Linked DNA regions of Mus musculus: regions 1 and 2 are each linked to region 3. Evidence: chromatin contacts called from ENCODE Hi-C or POLR2A ChIA-PET data. All regions are on one chromosome and are shown on one strand. Each heading gives the region's core, a stretch centred on a gene start or an enhancer-like site at or near the end of the contact. The rest is flanking DNA. Distances are from core to core; before and after follow the strand shown.

Region 1 (4,079 bases), core at 467-2,966, 40 kb after region 3:
TTAGCAAATGCTTAGATGGTGAAGAGGGTACAAATGAAGAGAAATAAAACCAGCTGCCACGCAAACAACTTCCAGGCATCTCTGGATAAAAAGGAAAACAAGCCTTGTGCTGCATGCTGGAGAGTTGGATGAATGGGGAAGACTTGTTATACACCTAGTGGTGGGTGGATTTCACAGGCTGCAGCCTCCACACAGCTTTTCTTTGCTGCACTGCAGAGGCGCCATCTTCTCCGTCTTAATCTTCACCCTATTCAATCCTTTTATCTGCACCCCTTTTTTTTTTTTTTTAAAAAAAAAAGGAACCCTGAGGACCCTCCCCAGCATCCTGTGTCCCCCCCAGGGTGACTAAGCTAGAGTTCCCAAATCTGCCCCATAGGAGGCCGCACCTTAATCAGACAAACGCCTCCTTTGATGCCCTGGAGCCTCAGCCTCCCCACCACCAGGCACTGCCCTTCCCAGACGCACGCCTCACTCCCGGCTCGCTCTCTCTCTCTCTCTCTCTCTCTCTCTCTCTCTCTCTCTCTCTCTCTCTCTCTCTCTCTCTCTCAGGACTTTGCAGTCCCTCACAGGATTGCCAGTAGGTGGTGGTGATGCGGGGGTGGGAGACCGCGGGGCCCTAGCAGCACCTCTAGGCCCTCGGGGGCAGACGCGCAGCTCGGGGAAAGGAACGGCGGTGGCGCACCAACTACCAGGGCTCCGCCACCGCGCCCTGGACGGCGAGGGCGGGGTGTCGCGGCTTTTGTTCCCGGGGACCTTCTCAGACTCAGGGAGAAACTGGAGGTGCACTGAAGAGTCCTGGACGTCCAGGTTGAGGGACGGTGCCGGGTGGCCGCACTTTCCGATCCCTCCCATCACTTGGAACTTACACAAAAGGGAGACACGAAAATGCACAAAGTTTGCAAAAGGAAGGCGGCGGTGCGCGACCCCGCACCGACTCGGGAGAGGGTCGCTGCGCAGGCAGCCGCCGCCCGCGGCCGCCAGGAGCAAAGCCCAGCTTCGCAGTCAAGACAGGCGGGGGTGGGAAGGGAGTGTGAGCCAGGCGCTCCCCAGCATCCAGAGCTGCCCCCATTCCAACCCAGGACCCCAAGGAAGGGGAAGGGCGGCGATTTCCTCGCAGGGCACTGAATCCTGAGACGCTACGCTTTCGGTTTTCCACACGTGTCCCTTCCCCCTCGAACTGGGTGTCTCTCGCATCCCGGAGTCCAGCTCTCAACGCAGGGAGGAGTCAGGGTCTGCGTTCAGGCTCGTCCCCTCGCCTTCCAGCCCTAGGCTGGCACGGATATGGGGACCCCAGCGCCCTAACCCATTCCCTCTTCATCGCTCGGGCAGCGCGTCCCCGGGCAGGGTTGGGCCAGAGCCGCCGAAGCGCAGGGCGCCCGCAGGCGGGGGCGGCGAGGAGCGGTCTACCCGTGACAGCCCCCCACGTCTCGAGATTCAAGCTCCTCGGTGGGGAGGATCGCGTCCTCCCGGCGCCCGCCTCCCCAGTCTCGTTCCCAAGGCGCGGCACCCACCTCCAGAGCCCGAACCGTCCAGGCGGCCAGCAGGAGCAGTGCCAAGCTGGGCAGCATCGTGATCCTGCGTGGGCCACCGAGTGCTCCGTGTGCGAGTGGAAGATCCGCCGCGCCCTGGCTGTGTCCGCGCCGCCGCCGCCGTCTCCGGTGGCCCCGCGCTCGCTCTGCTCCCGGTGCTCTCGCCTCCCGCCGCCGAGGAAACTGACAGAGCTGGAGCGAGGCGGCGGGGCTCGCAGCCGGCAGAGTCAGCTGATCCCGCCCACCCGGCTCGCCACCCGACAGAGACCCCTAGCGGAGCCTCGGGGAGCTGCGCCCGAGCGCAGCGGGAGGCGACCCAGAGCCCACAGGTGCGGCGTCTTGGGCTAAGGGGAGCCGCGCTCCCGATGGGGTCTGGGAACCAAGTTGGGGAGTGATCTGGGTCAGGGAGAGGACCCCGCAATCGGGAGAAGGTGAACCGTAGGACGTTAAGGTTCCAGGGAAGTCGGGAGCGCTCTCGGCTCGTCCCCGCGCGAGCTTGAGTCACCCGACCCCGCAGGCCTCTCCCAAATGTGGTTGAGGAGCTAAGGCTGCGATGCGTGCATTTTTATCCGCAGTTCGTTCTCTCTATTTGGAGAGGTGGAGCGAGGCCGAGAACATTAGCAAAAGAAACAGGATTTTTTTTTTTTCTATTTTCTTTTTCTTTTGGTAGGAGGTCACCCTTCACGCCACTGCAATCTGGAATTTTTGTCTTTAGAATGTACCAGAGAAGGGCACAGGATGCAGAATGACCCATTTTTCTCCGTGTTTGGAGATGGGAAGTGGGTTTTTAAATGTATTATCATTGCATATTTGCTTGACGTGGATAATTTCAGAGAAGGGGACCGGCATCTGGGATTGAAGGAGGCAGGGAGGTAAAAATCTAAGATGGGGAAGAGATCAAAGTTAGGCCAGAAAAGATACCGAGTGATGGCTCTTTTTCCTCCACCTCCATCACCCAGGACTTCTTCCTGGAACTCTGCTCTCGATTTTTTTTTTTTTTTTTTTTTTTGGATCTGCCCTTATCCAGTGAAATGAACCTCCGTAAAACCATTTTCTCCTAGATTAAACACAAACTTCCCAGTGTTAAAATTACATTAGACCCATCCAGACATGCTCCCACTACCACCACCCTCCCGACCTAATGTGGCTTCAGACGCCAAGCTTTTGGCTCTCCCTAGGCTAGTGGAAGGAGATGAAGGTAATACCAAATGCATTCCTGGCTTCTGAGGCCACAGCCTTTTCCTTTACCTGATGTGTTTGCTGCTTAATTTTTTAATAACTTGACATGAGCTCTGGTCATCTGGGAAGGGGGAACCTAAATTGAGAGACATGCCTCCATTAGACTGACATGCAGGCAAACCTGTGGGGCATATTCTTTCTTATTAGTTGATGTGGGAGACCAGCCCTGAGCAGGTGGTCCTGGCTTGTGTAAGGAAGCAGGCTGAAGAAGCCAGGAGGGAAAAAAACAACAAGCAGTTTCTGCCACTGCCCAGTTCCTGCTTCAGGTTCCTGCCCTGTGTTCCTGCTCTGAGTTCCCTTCGCGTTAGACTGTGATCAGAACGCGTGAGGCTAATAAGCCCTGTCCTCGAGTTGCTTAGGATCGTGATTTTTTTATAACTCTGCAATAGAAAGCAACCTAGAAGGCCCGCTCTTTCTTTCCCACAGCAAGGAATCCAATCCCCTGTAAGTGTGGTGGGAGGATAGGTCTCCACCTCTTCCTTTCTGAGAAGTCAGCACTCATCTATCAACATGCCTACATACCACCTGCCCAACTCTACAGATACCTTTTTGTATTTGTCCTGAATGTCTGTCCTCTGAAGGTCCTCAACAAATAACAACAAATATTTGCTAAGTAACGTTTGCTTTGATTACATATGGCATTCATTTCCTACAGAAGCCAAGGAAAGGATAGGGAGGTAGCTCAGTCAATAAAGTACTTACTATCTAAACACGAGGACCTGAGTTCCACCCCTGGAAGCCACATAAAAATGTCAGCCATGCTAGCACCTGCTTAGGAGGGAGAGAGAGACAGACAGACTCTTGGGTAAGGTAAGCCAGGAAAGAGATCCTATCTCCAAAAAAAAAAAAAAAAAAGTGGAAAGCTTCAGCATCCAGAGCATCACCTAAGGATGACTTACAACAAGCATGCACATGCGCGCGCACACACACACATAGGCATGTACATACATGCACACATACACATATACACATACACACACAGACATACACACATATATACATACAGACATACAGACAAGCATACTCTTACACATACACACACATATCTATACTTCAAACACACTACATTTACACACACAGACATATACATACATACATACATACACATATATACATATATTTACTGACATACATACAAACAGACATACACACAGACAGACATACACACAGACACACTTACTCTTACATACATACACATATATACATATATTTACCGACATACATACAAACAGACATACACACAGACAGACATACACACAGACACACTTACTCTTACACACACACACATATACACAGATACACATATCTGTA
Region 2 (4,098 bases), core at 1,445-3,944, 41 kb before region 3:
CTGGAGTAGCTGTCTTCAGTATTGTATGGCCACTAGTGGCTGGTGGCTGGCAGTGAGCACAAGACACCTTCCATAGGATTTTAAAGATCGGGAATTTCTTTTGAGGACCCATGAGCTAAATTCGGACAGGTAGGGGTTTTGGGAGAACATGTGAAGCCCAAGACAGGGGTTAGTAGAGGAACAGGAGTCTGGATCTGAATGCAACTGTCCACTGATACTGCACGGTTTTACTATGTGAGTATACTGTTCATCGTGTGAGCGTAAACGGCATAGATGCTGAGAGATGCGCCTCCAGGATTCGCTTTGTTACCACCCTAATCAGTGCTTACCATACCTGCCTTTCTCCCTCCTCCACTTTCGACAGTTCTGCTGTTATTATATTTTGTATTTATAGGATATGTGACTAGCTCCGCTATGGAAACCGAAGGACGTCGGTTCCCACCAGGCCTCAGCCTCCTTTGGTTAAACTCATTCTTGTTTCCTAGGAGCTAAAAAGTGGACCCTGCAGAGACACCGTCCTATATTACATTGTCTCCTGAAACACAAATATCCTCGCTGGCCGCTTTCCCCAAACGCTTTTCTTTTTCTGCCTCATTAAAAAAATTTTTTTCAAAGCCACATAGATTAAAAAAAAAAGATGTAATTAATTAGAGTTATATGCGGTGCTTTAAAAAAAAGGAAAGAGAAGAAAAAAAACCCACATAATTACTTACAAAACGCCAACCAGGCTGAGGTACAGTGAGGCACGACAACCACCAGTCATTAGCAAAACCTGACATCACAGTGGGAAGAAAAAGTACACAGCCCGGTCTTCCATGTGCCAGATCCAGAAACCCCTGTGTGAGGCAGGCTATAATCAAGACAGGAAGAGGCACTTAGAGAGTTTCTGCCCGAGCTCTAGTCCGTCCGTCATTCTCTAAACCTTGCCGGAATCTTTCCGATCCTTTCCACGTGGCTCAGCACATGACGATCGACAACAGTTCGTTCAAGGTCAACACCAAATGCTTTGGTCTCAGTCCCCGTGTTCCCTGACCACTCCATCACACCACCGTCTTCTTGTAGCTTCAGTCCTCTCCTCCCGCTTCTCCGCAAGCCAGACCGCTCTTGTTCTCCGCTTTCTGTGTGAAGCTCACTCTCAGTGCCGCCCCCCCACCCACTTTTTAACAGTCCTGATTGCACAAAGCTCTGCCCTCTGCTCATTTTCCACTGTCACTCAGGAATACCACTCGGGCCTAAGGATTCAGTCACTTTCTCTACTCTTCCAAGGCTGACCTCTCTTTTGGCATTTCTAGTCACCGGCTAGACACATAGAGACGTCATGGTGTCCAACCAGCTTTTCAAATCCCATGTACGCAAAGAAAAATGGCCCATTTCTCACTGGGTCAAATATCTTATGGGGAGAAAGAAGAGAATGGGAAAAAAATGTCACAGCACTTAACAAGTCAACTGCAAAGAAATGAGGCCATACCCCTTGAAACTGGCTCAGCTTTTAACTGGGCATCAGAGCACTATGGTCAGCTATCAGCACTCACTCTCTTAAAGCACTCGCTCTCAGCAGCACACCTAGGGATGAGCAACACAGGAGATAATAGAATTAAAAAGGAAGCAGATTAAAACATGACCCATCAAGGTCTTTTAGAAATTACCTATATCCTTTCCAGCCGTGTTTCCACAAACATGATCTTTTCAAAGGGGGTGAGCCCCTAGATAAATTCGTACCCTCCTCCTGTCACCATGCCAGTCCAGTCTTCGAAAGTGCCACTCAGATTTGTAAACAAGGCTTAGTTTCATTATTGCAAATCAATTTTCTGGAGCTTACTGCTCCTCAGAGAGCTGAAATAATTGAATTCCTGGACTTGTACGGAGAAAGGTTTGGGCAAGAAAGAATTATATGGAGGATTCAAAAGGTAGATCTCTAACTATGCTTTGGCAGCAAATTCCCCTGGAGGGTTCTGATCCACTTCTCTAATGCAGACTTTTATGATGAACTACACCGGCTGATGCAAATAAAATGGAAGTCAGATGGGGACACTCTGCTAACAGAACATAAAGGCAGCAGTTAAGCTTTTACAGCTGATAAGCAATGGCTTTAAAGTATAAGGAAGACATAGAATGTTAATATGTGACTAGGACTTCTCTCTGCCCACAAGCACCAGAAATATCTATAGAGAATTAAATATATATGCACAATTTGAGACTTTTGGTTGGCTTCATGCTCATAACCTAAGTAAGTATTTTCAAGGAGACAAAAGTCTAGGGTCACATAGCTAAATGAGAACAAGGCTCTTCCTCAACCTACTAATCTCCTATCACCAAACAGTCGATGGTAGATGTAAATAAATGGAGATTTCTGCTCCCTTCGCCAGATTTTCTGCTTGGTTGAATTTGATAATGAAAACGTCTGTTCCTTTCAGAGGGAGCACAAGTGTCATTCAGTTTTCACTCACCAGGCAGGGAATGAATGCGTTTGATTGGCTGTAGAATCATTTGAATATGCAAAATCATTTAAATAAGCATCCTTACAAGCTGAGGCACTTCCATCCATCCATGGATGCAGCAGTTTAGAGTTCTCTCCCTCAGTAAATCGAGGCATCAAATGAAGGTGTACTCATGCTTCAAACATCGTTAGACTCCACCCACCCTCCCCCTTTGCACATGGCTCAGTCACGCCTTCCTTTCCAGGCTGGGTACTCAACCAGAAAACAGCGATCAGTGCCAAAGCCCATTCCATTACCCCGAAGTCTTCCAGGTCAACGATCCAGAGTCACATGAAAAGACTAACTTGAGTTTACCTCTCCGGGGAGCAGATATTTTGAAGAGCAAGCATTCTGGGCAAGCAGAGACTAAGCTTTTAAATGCACTTAAATCATTTCTCAAAAATAGAAGATACAAGCAGAGTTTTTGGAGAACTTACATCTCTCATTTTATATTAAACAATCAGAAGGAGGACCTATGTGACTAAGGCTTGAAATAATTAAAGGGGATACCCCCTTTCAGATGGTATGATTTCTGCCTTTCTTGTTGACGAACATGCATTCAAGCAAAGTTATCATTCAGATCTGAGTTGTTTTACCCCAGGAATGTGGTGTAGGAAAAACACTGAGGCAAACTGACAATACGTAGCAGAATCTTCTGGAAGAAGTGTGAGTGAGGCAGCCCTTCCAACAGCATCCACTTTAGCAGACTATAGGAGTTCTCTGGTCTAAGCTTAAAGTTGTATGAAGTGTGCCCTTGAGGTCATTCATCAGAAAGGAAAATAAAGAAAATAAAGGCAAAGCCACTCCTTCCTCTTGACCTCAGTGGATGCCACATGACATCTGCACGATCAGCTCGTCTGGGGTTCTATTCAAGCTATATGGCTATCTCCAAGCCTAGACACAGTAGCCCATCTCTCCGAGAAAATAGAGCTGACATTCGAAAAGCCACGTAGAGTACAAAGGACATCTTTGATAACCAGTCCCATCTCAACAGAATATTCAACTACAACAATAAATAATAGGTCTTATCTGTATTTTCCTGAATTTTAAGCATTTGCCATTTTTTTGATTCATTAGGCAACTCTAGTTAGCATTCCCTCAGCAAGCGGCCTCTGCATTTGCTTGCAGATGATTTAACTTTCGTCTTTTCAGCTCTAATTTTAAATTTCTCTCTCTCTCTCTCTCTCTCTCTCTCTCTCTCTCTCTCTCTCTCTCTCTCTCTCTGTGTGTGTGTGTGTGTGTGTGTGTGTGAGAGAGAGAGAGAGAGAGAGAGAGAGAGAGAGAGAGAGAGAGAGAGAGAGAGAATTCAAGCAAGTATATGTAGAGGTCAAAGGACAACTCTCAAAGGTCATTTCTCTCCAAGATGTGGGCCCTGAACTCAGCTTTCCCATCCTATGCACAAACATCTCTATCCACTGAGCCATATCCTTGGTCCCTAGCTTTAGGACAGTCCTAAATTCTCCTCATAAAATAACATCATTCTAAACTAGAGACCACATCTATATTTTTAACCAATACTTTGCAACCAATCTTATATTTATACCGAAGTATTCCAAAATGCTTTTTAGAAGTCAAAATTTAAGAATGTGTTAATTACACAGTACCACTTTAAAATATATTA
Region 3 (4,468 bases), core at 1,026-3,525:
GCTTGCTATACCGACTTTGCCAAACTATACTGCTGGTGTATCCGTGAAGTGTTTGTGAGTGAGTCAAGCTGCCCTGTTAACCTGTAAACTGAACTGCTGATTGCTAGACAACACAAAAGGGACTTGTTCCAAAGAACCATTTCTAAACAGATGTACTTCCCCCGTATCCCTTTCCACTATATCTGGTGGGTAGAGGGCTAAAAGGGAGGTTAAAGCATTTAAGAACCATCATTAAAAGTAAGCCTGGGGGGGGGGGAGGGGGAGAATGAGTGTCACAACTAAAAGTCAAAATATTACAACAGACCTCGCTTATAAATAGACTTTTGCTTGAAAATAAACAACAATGAAGACTTGTGTTGGGCAAATTTACCTTCAGGTTTGCTTCCCATCTTTTCTATCAGACCTTGGGCCTCACTATACACAGTAAATACCTTCCCTTGGCAAGTGAAAATCTCAACTACTAGCCGCATTGAATAGCAGCCTTCTAAGCCAGAAGTGCCGTAAACGTCCAGTATGTGATGCATGACAGGACTTAGGACCAGCGATAGTGTATGGACCATATGATGCTGGTTCTTACACACAGATCTGGGGATGAAAAACCTAAGTAGAAGCAGTCTTGTTCTAAGCATCAGCACTGAAGCCTATAGGGAGATGTCAATCAACTGCTACCAAGTTCTAGCTCTGACTAATTACATAGCCCTCCTCTGATTCTTTCTCTTTGAGACTTCTGCAAAGACACGATTTAGCCACCTGATGGTTTTTCAGCTGTATATATTTTATTTTGGCCAATACATACTTACAAGGAAATATTTCAAATGTGGATACAATGTTTATCAAGTAGACTATATCTCTACTCACACTTTACCTAGAGCTATATGAATAGGAAATCCTGTACTACTTGTGGTCAGTTGTGTACAGATTTCATCAGCAAACACGTCACTATGGCCACGGTTCCCAAGGTGAAAGCAATATATGCTCAAATGGGTGTGGCATACCCAGTGAGGGTTCTTGCCACACATTATTCTGAGAAGCGCATGTACACATTCATGTAAAGATACCAAGAGACCAGTGACCAACTCAGACAGGACTGAAGTGAATCTGGGTTTTCACTTAAGCAACAATCTGTGGCCTTAGGACGTCACCTTTCTATGTGTACCAGAGTCACAGGGAATGCTTCAGGATGAGGACGTGAAACATTTTTTTTTTACATGAGCAGAACAAATATTTACATTTTATCCCTTGGTTTAATTCTTTCCAAAGCTTCATAACATTGGCTCATCGGCTGTTCCCCTGCGTTTATAACTCTCATGGTATTGTATTTTTACCACAGGGGCACTGGGTGTAGCAGAAACTGCCTTGTGGGCACAAGAAAGACTCAGAGCGAATACGGGAGTCCATGTGAAAATTGGTGATCACTTAAAAACAGCATTCCTGTCCATTGTTCCAGTCGCTTTCTGTTACCTTATCTCTCTTAGGGTAAGCCAAGATTATTTCTTCTCCGGGGTTGTAAAGAATACTCAAAGGTTTCTGTTTCCAGCTATGTGCTTGATAAGAACAGGGAGACTATCCTTCTCAAGTAACTTAGAGTCAGGCACTATCAAAGATGCCTCCCTTTTCATGGCCCCCAGCCATACCAAAACCAAAAAGCAAAACAAAAACCACTTTTTCAAATTGCCATTCCTTTGGCAACAAAGGCTCTCAGAAACACAGTGCTGGGGGGGGGGGGGGGTGGGGTGGGGGCTATAATTTTGAAAGGGATATAACAACACTCTATTTTGTGTTAGGGGGCAATTTGAAGTCAAAAGTGATAAGAGCAGTGAAGTCTTTACTGCCAGCTAGCATCCAGCTAAGCATTGTAAGTGCAGAGCGAAGGCTTGTGTTTAGTTTGTAAAGTACAAACAAGATAAACGCGACTCCACCTCCTGTGACAACTTCCTTGCTCTCTACAACATGCCTGCCTCCCTCCCACAATAAATACAAGAGCTAAAGAATGCCCGGCGTAAAAAAATAATAACATTAAAATCAAAATGCAAAGAACTTGTCGATATTAACAAAGCTGTGCAACGATATAAAATAAACCCCGACTTAGGGATATATAAGATTTTCGCAGTGGGAGCCAATGGAGAAAAGAAAGCACAGAATTCACTCTTAGGCCATTACCAATTGCAGCTGAACTTGGCCTGACCTCGGGCTCTTCCTAGAACATTCTAAAGGCAACAGCTCAAAACGCAAGGGGGATTTCTGAGCCAGGCAGCTCGGTTCACTTCCTGGTGCTCGAATAGCACATTCCTGAGAGGAGTAACATAGGCTTGTCCCACTGGGCTCCAGGATTGCACAAACACAGTGGCCAGCCATACTTCCTGAATGAAGCACCCAATCAGCTACTTTGTTTTGTTTTAGTTCTTGCAGCTGAGATGCCTTCAGCTGCACAAAGGGATTCTCAAGAGATTTCCACTCCTAACCTAACACTTGAAGTGAAAGAAAGGCTAGTGAACTAGTGAACAGAAAATACTTTCAGGATGATGCGGGAAACCAACCGCTGACAGATAAGCCAAACTCAAACTCGGTGCTGATGGCTACGGAGCCCTTGCCACTTCCAGTAGACAGGACAGAATTGTCTCGGTCGGTCGGAGGCGAAGTTTCAGGGAAGTTCTGGTTTGGTGACTTAGGATCATGTAAACATTTCCAAGGCAGTAAGCATAGCCACAGAAAAGGACTGTGGGGAGATCCAACCCAGTGGTACAGGCTCAGACAAGGCTCACCTCAGAACAGAAAGTGCTGAAAGAATAAAGAAAGGTAGGATGGTGGTGTCTCATTGGACACACCACAGGACGGGGGCACTTGTATGGATTAGGCACGGTGATGACTGCAGCAGCTAAGAAGCACAGGAGAGTGTGGGAAGGAGTCACGACATCTCAGGACGAGCAGCTAGGCAGCCTTGAGTATATACTAAATGAAGACACATGGAACTACTGCCCTAGCCAAAAACCAGAAGAGAAGGACGCTCATTGGTGTAAGAGGATGAGCCCGCCCCTTCTCAGCCCCTACAAAAGTGAATTGTATTGCAGGAGAAGGAACGTAAGAAAGGAAACTGGCAGACACAACTGCTCCTAGGTATAGTAGAGGAGAAAGTTTACTGTAAATATGAGGGAGAGCATAGCCAGAGATGGAAACATCTGGGACAGCCCAGAGTAAAGATGAGGCCGGCAGTGTGAGGAGAGCCATAAAGGGAGAGGGAAGATCAGGACAACAAAAGGACAGGAGGCCACAAAAGGACCATTGGATCATACAGAAAAGAGCCAGAGGAGAAGGGTAGCCCAGCCTTTGGACTGGAGAGTTCAGGGGGAGGGGTATGCCAGCCATATCCTATGACAGGCGGGGGGTGGGGGGGAGGAGGAGAAGGAACTCCACTGTCACCATGTACGCCCTGTTCTCCAGGGATGTTCTGACAGATCTATAGAGGCTAAGTCCTGAAATGGAGATGGAGATGTGATATGGGGCTCAAGCTACATCGTTCTCTGGAGTATAAGAGGTGATAGGAAGATTTAAGTCCTACTACACAATCTATCCAGAGAGTGTTCACACACACACACACACACACACACACACACACACACACACACACACCACACTGATACTGATACAGCCACTTTTGTTTGAATAAACCAATCAAAATGCACATAGCTGTGATTTTTAAAATGATGGCACCATGTATTACGATGGCTCCTTCTTTCCTGGGGCTATTCTCTACATGATTCTATATCATTCTAAGTAAAAAAAAAATGGAGGCAGTAATTAGCAAGAGCATCCTTCTCAGACCCTCAGGAAGATGGCTTTTCAGTTCTCACAAACACTCGGTTTTACACCCACAGTGTAGTTTTCAGTGAAGGCTTACCACTGCTTCCACATGTGTAGTTCAACCATGCAGTGGCTCTCCACTGGCTAACTCACATGGTTCTGAAGTCATTTTGCTTCCAGAATTGTTTCCATGTGCAAATCCAAGGTCATTGGGATAGTTGGTCATCACAATATGGGTGGCCCTGCTTGTACCTACCATGAAGACGTCAGGGATCCCCCACAGGCCACCTTCTCCCAGGAAACCCTTCCAAATAGAGAATTAAGAAGTACTTGGCTGGAAAATCTCAACAGTGTGTTCGTTGAAATTCTGAACTAAGCTTTTAAATCTTTAGGAGAAAACTCATTTATTATTTACCTCTGTGTTTCTAAGAGAATACATCAAAATTGGCCTTGAGTCTTAGGTAGAGTGGTAAGGCTCGTGTAAAGCATGCATGAAATAAATCCTGGTCAATTTCCAACAAGAAAACCAAATACCAACATGTACTCAAACAGAGGTTGAGCCCACGAGTCTCTGCTTCTCATACATACCAAAATAATTAATTAATCAAAAGACAAAATGTGACGTTATAACCGTGAATCCTACAATACAATACAAAGGGGGATAAAACAT

The links. A loop is a pair of places that touch in the nucleus more often than their neighbours do. ChIA-PET counts read pairs that join two places held with the same protein, here RNA polymerase II (POLR2A).
Region 1: a loop to region 3 is called in a map of heart, with 6 times the contacts of the local background. The contact joins the promoter of App here to the enhancer-like site in region 3. A Hi-C loop is called at or near these places in 12 of 37 maps with a recorded cell type or tissue (adrenal gland, gastrocnemius, heart and 1 more). POLR2A ChIA-PET finds 5 or more read pairs at or near these places in 1 of 5 experiments (Patski).
Region 2: a loop to region 3 is called in a map of adrenal gland, with 2.0 times the contacts of the local background. The contact joins two enhancer-like sites. A Hi-C loop is called at or near these places in 2 of 37 maps with a recorded cell type or tissue (adrenal gland and heart). POLR2A ChIA-PET finds 5 or more read pairs at or near these places in 1 of 5 experiments (Patski).

What each region holds. Positions count from the first base shown.
Region 1 is chr16:85,171,991-85,176,069 of GRCm38, forward strand. App (amyloid beta (A4) precursor protein) reads right to left here and starts at 1,717. Exons shown (of 18, transcript NM_001198823.1): 1 at 1,512-1,717. The coding sequence starts at 1,568.
Region 2 is chr16:85,090,312-85,094,409 of GRCm38, forward strand. The region is part of intron 3 of App (amyloid beta (A4) precursor protein); the gene reads right to left. Among named protein-coding and RNA genes, the nearest start is that of App, 81 kb to the right of the region's middle. Within about 2 kb of position 2,695, at least 1 of the 3 ENCODE cell types and tissues checked has a DNase peak (open chromatin) inside an H3K27ac peak, as active enhancers do.
Region 3 is chr16:85,131,370-85,135,837 of GRCm38, forward strand. The region is part of intron 1 of App (amyloid beta (A4) precursor protein); the gene reads right to left. Among named protein-coding and RNA genes, the nearest start is that of App, 40 kb to the right of the region's middle. Within about 2 kb of position 2,276, at least 2 of the 3 ENCODE cell types and tissues checked have a DNase peak (open chromatin) inside an H3K27ac peak, as active enhancers do; they include gastrocnemius and heart, where a contact is called at or near this core.